2 separate regions of the Mus musculus genome follow, and region 1 is linked to region 2. Evidence: chromatin contacts called from ENCODE Hi-C or POLR2A ChIA-PET data. All regions are on one chromosome and are shown on one strand. Each heading gives the region's core, a stretch centred on a gene start or an enhancer-like site at or near the end of the contact. The rest is flanking DNA. Distances are from core to core; before and after follow the strand shown. Region 1 overlaps Ankrd28 (ankyrin repeat domain 28). Region 2 holds the start of Hacl1 (2-hydroxyacyl-CoA lyase 1).

What was found. A loop is a pair of places that touch in the nucleus more often than their neighbours do. ChIA-PET counts read pairs that join two places held with the same protein, here RNA polymerase II (POLR2A).
Region 1: a loop to region 2 is called in a map of mouse trophoblast stem cell, with 3 times the contacts of the local background. The contact joins the enhancer-like site here to the promoter of Hacl1 in region 2. A Hi-C loop is called at or near these places in 1 of 37 maps with a recorded cell type or tissue (mouse trophoblast stem cell). POLR2A ChIA-PET finds 5 or more read pairs at or near these places in 1 of 5 experiments (embryonic stem cell).

What each region holds. Positions count from the first base shown.
Region 1 is chr14:31,695,542-31,702,407 of GRCm38, forward strand. It overlaps Ankrd28 (ankyrin repeat domain 28), which reads right to left. Exons shown (of 28, transcript NM_001024604.2): 28 at 4,474-6,765. The coding sequence ends at 6,479. Among named protein-coding and RNA genes, the nearest start is that of Btd, 58 kb to the left of the region's middle. Within about 2 kb of position 2,050, at least 1 of the 3 ENCODE cell types and tissues checked has a DNase peak (open chromatin) inside an H3K27ac peak, as active enhancers do.
Region 2 is chr14:31,639,424-31,646,632 of GRCm38, forward strand. It overlaps Hacl1 (2-hydroxyacyl-CoA lyase 1), which reads right to left and starts at 1,542. Exons shown (of 17, transcript NM_019975.3): 1 at 1,366-1,542; 2 at 1,071-1,175. The coding sequence starts at 1,455. It overlaps Btd (biotinidase), which reads left to right and starts at 1,634. Exons shown (of 4, transcript NM_025295.4): 1 at 1,634-1,712. The coding sequence starts at 1,702.

The DNA of each region.
Region 1 (6,866 bases), core at 800-3,299, 57 kb after region 2:
GTGTTCTCCAATACCTTTACAAGAAATAACATTACATAGTACAGGTAAAGAAAAATTATTTCCCCAAACCCATGTACATTTATAACTAAGCAACTTGCTATAGACTAACAAAGTATAAAAGCAAGCAAGGTAGTTTTTCTCAGCCAGTTTCTCTTACTAGCAGGCAGCAATTTGCAGTTACAAAGAAAGGAGTAATTATTTTATTATCTTTAAAAGTAATCTTCCAAGAATCTTAAAAGAATCACAAATCTAAGCTTTTAGATAAACCCAGTCATATCTACCTTAAGTCCTCACAATGCACATCCACTCATCAGCAACTGAAGCTGAGGGCAAAAATGGACTAAGAAATGAATCACCACCAGTCCAGCCTCAGAGAGTCATGTCAGCCAGTGCTGCCACTGCTCTCGCTCCCTCACCTTAACTAACTGGTTACCTAATTAGTTAATTGCTTAACTAGTAAGAGTGTGTCTTTCTGAACTTTAGTCTGCTTTCTAAGATTTTTTTCCATAAAAGCCAGTAGTAAAACCATCTCAACCTAGCCTCACTAACAATTTTATTTTATTTTATTTTGGTTTTTTTGAGACAGTTTCTCTGTGTAGCCTTGGCTGTCCTCGCAGCAATGCCTGAAAGAGATCAAGCATCGGCACTGCGAATGTCAGAGATACTGGCCAGAGAGGAACTGAAAACCTCTTAAAGTTTTCATATAACTCTTCGATTAAGAGGGATTAAAAAAAGAAGAAGAAGAAAGAAAAAAGAGGGATGTGAGGGCAGAAGCAGAGCAGAACTCCATAACAGTATAAAGTCTTCAGGACACGTGGCCCTTTGGGTCATGCAATGCCAAGTCTCACCCATGTAGCTGTGGTAACCTACGGGCTGCATTCTATGTGATTCCTCCTGCATGGCCTTCAATGGGGCACTCCCCCTTCTCAGAGAAGGGGAAGGGGCGGGGCTGCGATTCAGATGTAAAGTTAATAAATTAATGGAAAAAAAACCCCGAAACTCATTTTTAGTTTAAAATAGTAAGGGATATTTTAAGCTTAAGTCACTACTCAAATTTTGTTTCAAAATCGAATGAAGAGAGCAGACAGGAGCAGAATTAGAAACCCTCTGGGGAAGTAAAACTTTGTGCCTTGGTAAAAACCAAAATAAAAACAGCAGACAGAAATATAGCCCATCATCTACAATTAATATGTTAAAAGCATTTTATTTCTTAAACAAAACAATAAACAAAAACCAACCAGGATTCAGAATGCAAGAGTGAGGTAACCAGAAGGAAACAGGAAACAACCCAGAGAACCAACGAGGCAGGGATGGGACACGGTGGTGCTGGGGATGGAAAGCTGTTGTCAAGACAACACTGTATGTCATCATCTTTTCTGATTTTTAAAGGCAGCCACTACCCAAACCTTCTCATCTCCCTTAGTCTAGTATCTGCTTTGGAGGAGCCGAGCAGAGAGATGGGAAAGAGACTAGTTCTCCAAGCTCCAGATCCTACCCACATAGACGGAGTCAAGAACTGAACATGAACATGGTACACACCTGCACAGCACCCAGAAGGTAGGGGCAGGGATTACACGTTTCATGTCCTGTCTCACAGGAAACAAACTAAACAGGAAGTAGGGCACAGAAACAAAAAAGAGGGTATAGGGATGAAATGAAGGCTTCCAGGTGCAACCAACTGGCCAGCACACCATCTCAGGACTAGCTAAACTGTGGAAGTGGCTCCCAAACCATGCTCCCCTGTCCCAGAGGCTAAGCCCAAAGGCAGCAGATGTGGTGCTCAGAGGACAAATCATGTCGGTGTGCTCAGAATTCCTTCCAGGCTTATGAGAACTTTCCATGTAACTTATTGTATTTCAACCTAGGATCAAGATGAAACAGATGAAGGTCGGCTCCTATGAGGTGGCAAAGCCCTCTGAAGGCTCCCGCTTGAAGCAGCCCCTCCAACAAGCCCGTGTCAGCCAACCTACAAAGGCATGAGGGTTATTTTAGGCAAGTGAGATGCATGGTGCTTATGATGGCAACAGTGACTGAGGTGAGCAGATGGCAGGCTCTCTGGCTCCACTCTGTCACAAGGGTGAGTGACAACTCCCTCCCCCTTACTTCTCTATACCCAGAACCTCAGCTCCATTGCAAGCAGCAGGTGTCCAGTACTGGCTGTGACCACATTCCTGTTTATTCTAAAGATATTGAGCTATGAGAATAAAACTGAAGGGAATTTAACAATTTTGAAGTCAAGACAAAAACCAGAGAATCAGCACACGCATTAGAGAGCACTACAGGAGGAGGACTGCCTGCAGCTGAAGTCAGGTTTTAAAAATCAAGACTGTGGTCAAAAGTTATTTTGTCTTCCTCCACGTGTTAAATGTTATTAATAGTACCTACCTCATTGGATAGTCATGGGGATTAAGAGATAACATATTTCAAGCATTTACGTCTTTGCCTGGTACATGATCAACAGTGTACTGGCCTTTTCTATTACTGTTACCTGCAGAGATGATTTCAAAGATTATTAAAACTCCTTTATCTGTGGTCCCAAGCAGCTACTAATATTTATCTGTTTTTAATGCCTGTTATCAAAGCTCTGTATAGCTTGTTACGCTCTCATTTCACATAGGAACACCTCGTGTTGAAGAGCACCGTGCCCCCATCTGCCCTCTTCCAAGCACTTCCAAGCTCTTGCACCTAGGAAATCTCGTAGGCCTTCTTCACCTGCTTCAGTCAGACTTGTCCCCAGTGTCCAGGTTCTGCGCTGCCTCCACCATGAAGCCCGCTGCCTTCCTGCTCGCTTAGGTGTCCTGTTCCTGCCTTCCTCGGTGGTGGCTTATCTCAGTCCTATTTATCACTTTTTGCTTACATGATGAAACCGTCAGCCGTTAAAGGACACCACCACCATTCTGCCCACTGATACTCAAGTACATAGCAGGTAAGAAACATATACTTGTTGAGTTAATACATGTGAAAGATTCATTTTGGTAAGTACAAAAGTCTAAAATAACTACTAAGAAGCCACTGAGTTCTTAAAGGACAAAAATCAGAGCTGGGGATGGAGGCACATACCTGTAGGTGATGCAGCACCTAGACGTGGAGTAGGAACACTCAGGAATTCATTCTAGGCTGTAGGAAACACACTAACAACCTGCAAAAAACTTGTCTAAAAACCTGCTGTAACTTAACACATTTTAAAGAAAAAAGTTCTTTATATGTAAAAAAGAAAGACACTTGATTTTTTACATTAAAAATTTTTATTTCATTTAAAAGATCCAATATTTGAAGCCAAATTAACCCCAAATTTACAGCTACATTTAGAGATCTCTGAACTAAATGGCACTGTTTGAGGTCACCTGTCATCGTTATCTCCCCCAAAGTTGTTTCTGAGCAAAAGCTGGTATTTCTGTAACACATATCTTAGATGTCACCTTTCTCACAGAAATTAAAGGCCGACAGACTTTCCCCTTGTGGGCGAGGATAAATACACAACCGACCCACCAGGACCAATGCTTTGTGCACACTATAGGTGTATGTAACTATAAAGTAACGTATGGCGCTATGCTGTGCTCCTGTATTTATTCCAAATACTGGTGTTAGTCAACACTTTCTGGGATAGTACTTCAAAATTTCCCTCTTCCAGTGCACACCAAAGGAAGTGGGTTGCTCAAGCTAGAGACAAACTACCACAAAGGAACAGCTTTTCTAGTCGGCTGGTAACAGCACAAACCACCTCCCGAGTGTTTTACTTAAAGTGATGCAGGATCTTGGTCTCTACATACATATGAGGATAAATTAAAAGATGAGTTTGTTACTTTATAGCTACACATTTGACTTCAATAGATGTGCAGACAATGTGTCTAATGAGTCCATCTGGAAATCACTTCAGCCTGTGAAAGAGAAGACATGGCAGAGGGTGGAAAGTCATCCTTCCAGCATTCCCTTGGAGGACAGAGCTGGGCCCAAGGACAGAAGTTACCAGGAGGGAGGCTTCAGCTCCATTAAGGAGACCTTCCTAACAGAGCTGCTCAACAATGAATGGACTGCTCGTGAGGTAGTCACTGGAAGTGTTCAAGGTGGAAAGACAACCTTGGAGAAGGGACTCCTGCATTTAAGAGGTTAGACTGGATGGACCTCAGGTCTCTTTCAATTCTGAGATTCTAGAAAATTCCCTCAGGGAATTCAGAAGAGAATTCCTAAAAGGAAAGAGAAAGCACACATATGGTATACTTTTAGAATCCTCTTGAGTTTTCTTTTTTAAAAGGTACAATAGAAATGTAGTCTACGGTCTTTTAAAATGCATATTTACCCTTCTCCCACTATTAATTACGAAGGGTTCATTACGACTCCTTTATATTATAAAGAAAAGATGGAGATTATATTTATAATTTTGCAAATATTTTAGAAAAATGCTTAAAATCTAGTAGTCAATGCCCTAGAAACTTTATAGATTTTTAAGTAATATGCACAGATACAAATACATTATTCATTAAATACAGCTCACGTCTGTGTTTTATTATACTCTAAAATATACAGGAATCTTGATGTACTGAAAGAGTGCAAGTAAATACAGGATTCAAGCAGTCACTATTTCTATGTACATGCTCATTAATTCTTCAAAAAACCCACAAAATTATCAAATAGATCAAAATACTGTTCTGTGTTTTCACACTTTATATTCAGAAAAACCAGCTGATAATTTACAATGTCATAAAGTTCCAGTTTCACAATACAAAAAGGGTAAGATGGAATTGGGTATCATTTTGTTGCAATGTATGGAACTTTACCCAGCTCTAGTAAGACCCCTCCCCCCAATGTAAAATCATTGTTACTGGGAAAGTGACAGTTACAATAAAAGAACCACAGAAAAGTGTAATTTAAAATTAGCCTACTGTCAGCCTCTTCTCTGTTACCTGAAAGGCAGTCTTCAATTTGGCAGGCAAGCTCTGACAGTAAGAAGCTGCACACCCGCTACTCTAGATCTCAGGAGGACCTAAAGCCTGAAGTATTTTAAATCTTGCCCAGTACAGAAATGCCTTCCAAATGACCTGATTCTGTTTATGTTATGAGTCATCATCTAAAGCAAACTCCAATGCTTCTGAGAAGGAAGCCAAATGGTTTGATGTTGATTTTTATAAAGAAAACATCTGAAGCCAGGCAGTGGTGGTGCACACCTTTAATCCCAGCACTTAGGAAGCTGAGACAGGTGAATCTCTGTGAGATCGAGGCCAGCCTGGTCTACAAAGCAAACTCTAGTACAGCCAGGGCTACACATAGAGAGCCCTGTCTTAAAACAACAAACGACTACAACAACAACAACAACAACAAAGGAAAGGATGCATTCAAGAACCTTCCAGTGCTGTGAGGACGCAGGAGAGGAAGCAGGTACATTTTTAAGTATTTTCTTTTACATAAAACATTTACAATCCCAGTTTGTATAGAATTCACAACCAGCTTTCGACAATGTTTCATAACAAGAGTCTTCAAACTTTTTAAAATTTTGATTCTTGTTTTTAAAGTTCAAAGATTAAAATAAATGACAATAGAATTCCTCCAGCCAAAAAAGGTAGAGGTCCCAAAGTAACTAACGTGATGCAGGTGTGCCGCGCACAGAGAGGCTCAGATGTCCCTTCTCCAGGACCGCTGCATTACAAGAGGTGAAATAGTCTGTTTTTTAAATTCATTAAAAATTTCCTCTATGGAATTCCTTAAACAAAAACAATTCAATTTAAAAGCAAACCACTCAATCGTGGGCAACAGCCCTGACTTCATCTGCGTCTGTCTCTAGTACTTTCAACCACGCTGCACCCAGTTAACTGGTTCTGAAGTCTATAAAAAGTGGAATTTAAAAACTTTTATATTAAAAAATGTAAAAATACATCTGCTTCCTCTCATGGCTTAATACAGTAGATGCTTTCTTATAAAAACCAACACCAAACCGAATCTGGCCTCACTTTCAGAAGCACTGAAGTTTGCTTTAGACGACTTCTCATTTCATCTATTTCCGTTTCCACAAAATGGAGTTCTAATAAAAAAATCTGTATGTTATTTGGTCCTTGGCAATTTGATGTGTACATAATGCCTATTATACCAAACTTTTATTGCATTAAAATTTAGCTGTAATTTTATGGGTAAAATTTAATCTAGTGTTTTGATCTCTTTCTTTACAGCAGTGTTGCCCATGTAAGCAGGTCAGGGAGCAGTGTCCCAATTTCTGGCACTGCAAAGCCAATTAAACGATCCCACAAAGCAATCGACATCACTGTGTTTTCCACTGGTCAAGTCATTATTAAGATTCTAGAAGTTCCTTTTGCAAAACTTGCCTTTAAGACTCTTCTTCCTAATGTCATCATGTTTCTTCCATTCGTTCACTGCATGATCTTTCTTCAGGTTGAATCTGTGTATGATAAGAAAGTGCCTTTTTCCCGAAAAAGCCCGATTTGAAGTTTCAGTGTCAGAACTTCCTTAGAGCTGCAGCTCACTCGGCCTTTCAGTAGGTCTCGGAGTCAGAGTCGTTGAGCTCATCCACGTCGGTGTACAAGTACTCCTGCTCGCCACCAATGTTGTTAAAACTGCAGTAGGAGCTGGCTTCATTCCTCATGATAGGCAAGGCTTCAAAGCTAACTGTTTTTGAGGTGTTGGTATAACGGTTAATGGCATTGAATGTCAGGGATGTCAATGGGCTACTTGACGAGACAGGCATCATGGTGGCCAAAATGAGAGCCAGGCAGTCAGCCACATCCTTATTGGGAGCACAGGCCAAAGCTGGGGTGTAGCCTATAATTGAATTTAAAATTTAAAAGTTAACATCCCAAGATCTTCCATCTTCACACACAGATTTGATGGCTTACAGCAGATACTTTGAGTAGATAAATTCA
Region 2 (7,209 bases), core at 292-2,791:
ACCCATGAAGGTCAGAAGAAATCGTTAGATCCTTTGGAACCAGAGTTATGGGAGGTCGGGAGCCACCACGTGGATGCCAGAAATCAAATCCTGGTCTCTGAAAGAGCAACAAGTACTATGAACTGCTGAGCTAAGTCTTCAGCCCCAATTCTTAATCTTTTAAATTATTTGTGTGTGTGTGTGTGTGTGTGTGTGAGAGAGAGAGAGAGAGAGAGACAGAGAGACAGAGAGACAGAGAGACAGAGAGACAGAGAGAGAGAGCGCCTGTCTGTGTGTGTGTGTAGGTCCAAAACAATTTAACTCAGCCTGTGTGTGTGTGTGTAGGTCCAAGGACAACATGAATCATAAATCAGAAACCGCCTTCATTTTTCCATACAGGCCCTGGAGATTACACTCAGGTTATGAGGTTACGTGGCTTTGTAGAACTTCACTGAACCACTTCATCTGCACCAGATACTTGATATTTTTGCCTGGATTGCTAAGAGAGGGTAATCCTGGGCTGCCAGAGAAAATACTTTAAGTGGGTTCATAAAATGTCCTTTGGTTTTCCCTCTCCCAGGTAAGACCCCAAAGGAGGGAGGCATAATGCTGAGGGAAAGCACCAAACTGGGGTTTGAGAGCCCTGAGTTCCAATGACGGCACTGCCGTCTATAATGTCTTCCACTTTATGTTGCATGAGTCCTGGCCTTCAATCACTAATCACTCTCTGACACCTGTCATGTACAGGAACTACATCAGATGCTGGCAATACACTTACCTAGCGATGAATCAATATGCCTTCTCTGCTAGAACTAACAGTCTAGTAGTGAAGTAAGACTACCCCTTTCGATTCTGATATTTGGATGTGGCAGAGTACACTACGGTAGAAAGGTATAAGCATAGCTCCAAACTCAGAATACCTGAGTTCAAATGCCACTACCAAATGACTCGCGTTGGGCAAGTTTAACTTAGTCTCTCTCTTCTCATTTTCCTGTCAAGGAGGATTAACAGTGGTACGTGCAATGCTTTAGAAACGATGGGACGCTGTGTGCATCGAATGGCTGCCATTTGGTCCCTGTGTCAAGACTCACCGCTTGCTCATTCCGCATCCCAATGTACTTGATGCCCAGTTCCTGGGCAGCAAGGGCGATTTCGGTCACGGGGATGCCTACGACACCGAACATGTACTCCACATCCTGAGGGTAGGAGGGAAAAGGGGCAACAAACAACTATCATCAGGTGACCCAGCCTTCTTGCCCTCCCGGGGGGTCCAAAGGAAAGACCTACAGGACCCCCGCCCCCGCCTCCTTGCCCTCCGTCTCTAGGACAACGCGAGGTCCCCGTCTGCTTCTGTAGAGCCTTTCACACCCGAGGGATCCATCGTACTTGAGTTTTTAGAGCCTGGGCGATGACTTTAGCACCAGACACCTGCTCCTCGCTTCTGTCGCTACCCTCTGCGGAGTTACTTTCTGGCATCTTCCACCTAAAGTTACTTCAAGGCACTCTCGCAGCTCACAGCTTCACTAGCCTAAGAGTTGTTGTTGGTGACACCCGCTTCTGACAGACAGGAGGGCAGCCCAACGGATTTAAGCAAAGGGGAGAAGGGGCGGGACAAGAAGTCAGTCCTTGGTGAGGCGATCATGTAAGCACGCCCATTCTCCAGTCAGTCTTTTCCGGACTCCGCCATCAGCAGGAGGCGGGACGAGCCGGAGGCCGCGTCCTATGCGAAGCAGGTAAGAAACCCAATCTCTGAGGATGCTCGCCTTGGTTTTGTCCTCCACTAGGGTAGCGATACAGCTCAGTCCGGTATGGAGGGGATGGCACATCTGGAGGGTGACTGCAGAGACCAGGCGAGGAGGGGGCGTGGCCCCACCGCGCCTCCCCGCCCTCGCCGGGGCTTCCCGCTGATTGGAGGCAAGCTACGCAAAGGCTGCTGGGACGCGGGTAACTTGGAGAGTGTAAAGTTGGAAAAAAAACAGGCTTTTGGGTACAGTGTCGTGCTCCTGTGCCCTCTGATTTTATAACTCTGTGGTTTTGCACCCCACATCATGTGCACGTTCCAGAAGTCTGTGAGCAGAGGTGTATTCTTAATCAGAGATGACACCAAAATTGCTCAAGAGATAAACTTATTAACACCGTAGCTGCTCCTGCCCTCTGCCTGGTTTATATTTACTTATTTTGTTCCAGTTGGGTATCACTAAGGTCTGTTAGAGCCATTGCTTAATAATTAATGTATGATTGCTTAACTTTTACCAAAGTAATAGTGTTGGTTTTCTACTTACTGGTTCATGGATTAGCCTGCTTGACCCCTGGCATCGCGTGCTTTGTAGACATTAGTGGATTCTTGGCCCCTTAACACCGATTGCTTTCTCAGAATTACTGGCAGAACACTTTATGAAGGGCAAACTGGACCCTGATGGGAACAAATCACTGTGATTCAGATCGAATGGGCTTTTGTTTGTTTGTTTGTTGGTTGGTTGGTTGGTTGGTTTATATTTATTAAGGATCAGTCTTCAACTGGCCATTTTTGCCATTTGGCAAAGAGAAAACTCATTGAGCTGGTTATTGCCTTCGCCTAGCAGTTCAAGGTACAGCGGGCCTTGCTTCCCTTGCCTGTAGAGATTAAGCAGAAGTGACGTGACTGTCTTCCAAGTGCAAAGTCACTGCTGTTCCATCCAACTTCAGTGTAAGGATCCCAGGCGCTGTAATTTATACAGAGCACTCTGTGTGGACTTGGAATATGTTAATCATACTCCCTGTTATTTTTGTTGGCAGTATGCTTAAAATGTTATTTGTTATTTTGGTGAGATTTGGCATCGTAGCGCCAGATGTGGTGGCTCACATCTGTAATCCCAGCACTTGGAGGCAGGAGCATGTCGACTTCTGCGAGTCTGAGACCAGCCTGGGCTACCTAGTGAGTTTCAGGATAGCCAGGGCTATGTAGAGAGACCATGTCTTTTAATTACTCAAAGAAAGAATAAGTCATAAAAGCAATACTAGTGACTGACCCTAGGACTTTGCACATATTAGTCAAGCACTCTACCACCGAATTATATCTCAGGCCCTAAATTTTAACTTTCTTAAAAATCAGACGGCAGGGGTTGGAGAGATGTGTTTAAGAGCAGTGACTTCTTCCAGATGACCTGATTTCCAGCAACCACATAGTGTCTTACAACCATCTGTAATTCCAGTTCTGGCAAAGCCAATGCCCTCTTCTGGCCTCTGAGAGCACCAGGCACACACGTATTATGTAGACATACATGCAGGCAAATAAGCCATAAACATGAAAAATAATAATTAATAAAGCCTTAATAATTAAATTAATTAATAATAATTAATAGCATTAGTGACCTGTTCTCCACAGAGCAAATCCAGGCCTCAGAGTCCAGATAGTGATTGCTTTAGGGATCTAGCTCTGGGATGGTGAGGAGTTGCTTGACAACTTTCTTCCAAGTGGGTGAAGATAACCTCAAAGTAGCTGGATGATCTAGAAAGAGTTGTAAGACGGGTGTGGTGAGGCCGACCTATGGGACCCGTACTCAAGGAAGCTAAGACAGGATCTCACGTTTGAAGCCAGCCTGGGCAACAGTAAGACCCTGTCTCAAAAATAAATCATATTTTAAAAAGAGTTGTAATATGCATAGGGAAGATGAACTTTCAAAAGAAGGCAGCTGCTATAGGCAGTGACTCCGTGGGCCCCCAAATTCTGACTTTTATCTCAGTCCGTTCACAAGAACACTAGGGATCCTGTGCTCGTTTTTAAACCTAACCTAACTGAACCTGTGAAAACCAGTGCACGCTTTGCCAAAATGTAGTGCTTGGTCATTAAAGAAAGAAAGAATCAGGGTTATTTGTCCTCCCAGCTTCATTTTGTCGTTATGGAGAATACCAGGAGTAAACGCATGCTAGGGAGCAGAAGTTTATTTTTTCTTACACTGCCAGGTCACAGACCATCTTTGTGAGACAGTTGTCAGGGCAGGAACTGAAGGCAGGAACCACAGAAGAACCTAGTTGCTGGCACACTCTCTGGCTTCTCCCAGACTCATGCTTAGCCAGCTTTCTCATACGGCCCAGGACACCTGTCTTGTGGCTAGGCCCTTCTGCATTGGTTAACATTCCTCTTGGTTTGGCCCTCGCAGACCTGCCCACGGACCAACCTGGTAACGTGAGTTTCTCTATGAAGCCTCTTTTCTCAGGTGATTTTAGGCTGTGTCAAGTTGTAGAATGGCTAAAAATGAAATTGGTTGACAATTAATAGAAAATGGAAATTGAATACATGTCTTCTGTTATGTGGATTGAACCAGCATCTTGTGCATGCTAGGCAGCTACTACTATACCACCATAGTATTACTATGTATTTCCAGCAACCATATGATGTGTATAGTATTATAGTGTAGTATACCAACTATAATATACTATACTATACCACTATAGTATTACTATATAGTATTATAGTATACAATACCACTATAGTATTAATGGATTATGAAGTCTGATTTAACCCTGACCAATGCTAATTTTCTTATCTATACCTCTATAGTAACTGCCCAGTAGCTTAGTAAAGTAGCTTGCCTTCTTACATTAAGACAAGGTTTCTTTAAGCTATCCAGTCTTCCTGGCTCGGCCTTCGGAGTACCTGAGATTACAGCACTATGCCACCTGCGATCAAAAGGCCAGGAATAAAAATAAAAAAGGAGGAGCTGGAGAGATGGCTCAGTGGTTAAGAGCACCGACTGCTCTTCTGAAGGTCCGAAGTTCAAATCCCAGCAACCACATGGTGGCTCACAACCATCCGTAATGAGATCTGATGCCCTCTTCTGGTGTGTCTGAAGACAGCTACAGTGTACTTAGATATAATAATAAATAAAAATCTTTAATAAAAATAAAAAGGAAACTTATATAAAGCACTATCTTTCAAAACAACACTTAAAAGTATACCGCAGGCAGTTTGCTGAAGGAAACATGCCAACAGAGGCTGAACAGGCAGAAAATGATGTAATAACGTGGGCCGTTGAGTAAAACTGACTGAGTTGATTTTGTTTGCTTCTCAAAAGATTTATGAACTGTACAGAAGCAAGGCTTAGAGCTAGGCTTGAAGCAACAACAACAACAAAAATAAAAACAGGTTTATATTCTGGAGCTGTCAGGGACAGCTTTTATATAACTCAGCAGTAAGAGTTGAAAGGCCCTGAGCAGGCTTCCCTGGTAGCCTCTGACCTAGAGAACGCTGGATTCCTGCCCAAGGCCTCAACTTTGCTTTGCAGTTTAATGTCCCCATGACCTAGCACTGAAGCAATGAGCACTATGGAAAGAAAATAGAAAGAGTCTGGTTTCCCTGTTTTATCTGTTTTTTTTTTTCCCCTCTGTGAAGTTGAGAGAGTTTCACATTAGCAATAACCCACCACAGTGATTTTCTTTTTTGTATATAAAACGGTGACAATTCTAGGTGTGACATGAAGGCGTGGTATGGCTTAGCAACAGAGTGTTTCTCCTTGGAATAAAACTGCAAAGTTCCCAGAGTGTGGGGTTGGACTGGGAATATTTCATAATGAAAGACTTAAGTCCATAAACTTGTTTCTTCATCATAACCTTTGAGCTCCTTCTTGGGGCTTACTGATTTATTATAGTTAATATTTATGATATCTCTCAGACACATGGAAGGATGAGAAGTTACTACATACCATAAACCAGCAGCTAGTCAGTCCATAAATACACAAATGGCCTCCTTTGTGCCCCTCCCTGACTGCATCTCCCTTCCCATCCTACAGAGGGAGCCATTGCTTTGAATGTAATGTTTCTGGTACCCGCATTATCCACTTTCCATAGGATCTTAATCTATTTCTGTTGTGAGAGAGTACACGAGAGTAGCAGTTATTTATTTGCTCTGTGGTGCTGGGAAGGCAGTTGCTCTATCACTGAACCAGATCTCTGACCTTTCCCCTGTTTTGTACTTTGAGACAGGGTCTGTGAGTTTGTAGCCCAGGCAGGCCTTGAACTGGTGATCTTTTTGCTTTAGCTTCCCAAGCAGCTGGGGATTATGAAGTCTGCTCTACCAACCTTGGCCAATGCTAAGTAATTCATAAAGACGCTTATTTCACCCATTTGTCTAGCAGCTCAGAAGTCTAGGAGCCCATTGCTAGCATCTGGTTTTGATGAGGGCCTCAGAGCAGAAAGGCCAGCAGCAGATATATGAAGAAGAGAGAAACAGCAGGCCAAGCTAGAGATGGCTAACTTCTCTCTACACCAAACGCATTCGTGTGGATGGATAACTCAGACACCTCCCAGCATGGCTGTGTTGAGCGCGTTCAAACAGTAGCAGATGTTCACGTTACCTTTTCAGGGTATGAGTAGTGTTCTCTGAAAGTATCTTTGTCACCCATGTGAGAGTTTCTATGTATAATATGGGCATGGGGGGAGGGGGGTCATTTTCAGTTTTATCAGAAGTTGTCAAATTATTCTCCAAAGCTGTAAGAACTTCGTTTCATCATTACGTGAGAACTGCCATTTTCTCTCAGTTGGAAACGACATGCTGTTGTTTGTTTTGTTTGTTTTTGTCATCACTCTAGCTCCGCTCACTCATGGGGCCATGTCATTTGCTTGTCAACTAGATGACTCTTACACCGATAGCTGGCAAACAAGTTTGCCGTCCTGGGCACTTGGCATCTCACCATCCAGACAACTTGTTTCTTCATGCAAGAACAAGACCTATTGTGTACGCCTTTGTATGTGTGGTAATGTCCCATGAGACACAAGTGACATGGCTGGACTTAGACCAGACTCTGAGTTAAATTACATTATGAGGAAATAGAGAGGTAACTGACGGAATGCTTTTCATCATAGTCCATTTGTCATAATAGTTGTTCAAACGCCATTTGTAACAGCTCATTCTTTTCCCTTTAGGTACATCTGATCACTTTAGATACGTACCGGATTTCATGTGTATTACTTTTCTGTTGCTGTATCTGATAAGGTTATGTAACAAAAAGTGACTTCAAAAAGAAAGAGCATTTACAGTTCCGGAGGGATAGAGGCCAGGGTGGTAGGGTGGCAGGACCAGGAAGCTGGCTGATGGCTGATCACATTTCGAACAATGCAGAAAGGGCAATGGGGGGGAGAAAAGGGGGTTACCATATGCAGGAAGTGGAGTGAGGCTCTTAGCCCTTAAAGCCACCCCCAGTGACATCATCCTTCTGTCCAGAAGCCTCCACCTCCTAAAGGTGCTATAACCTC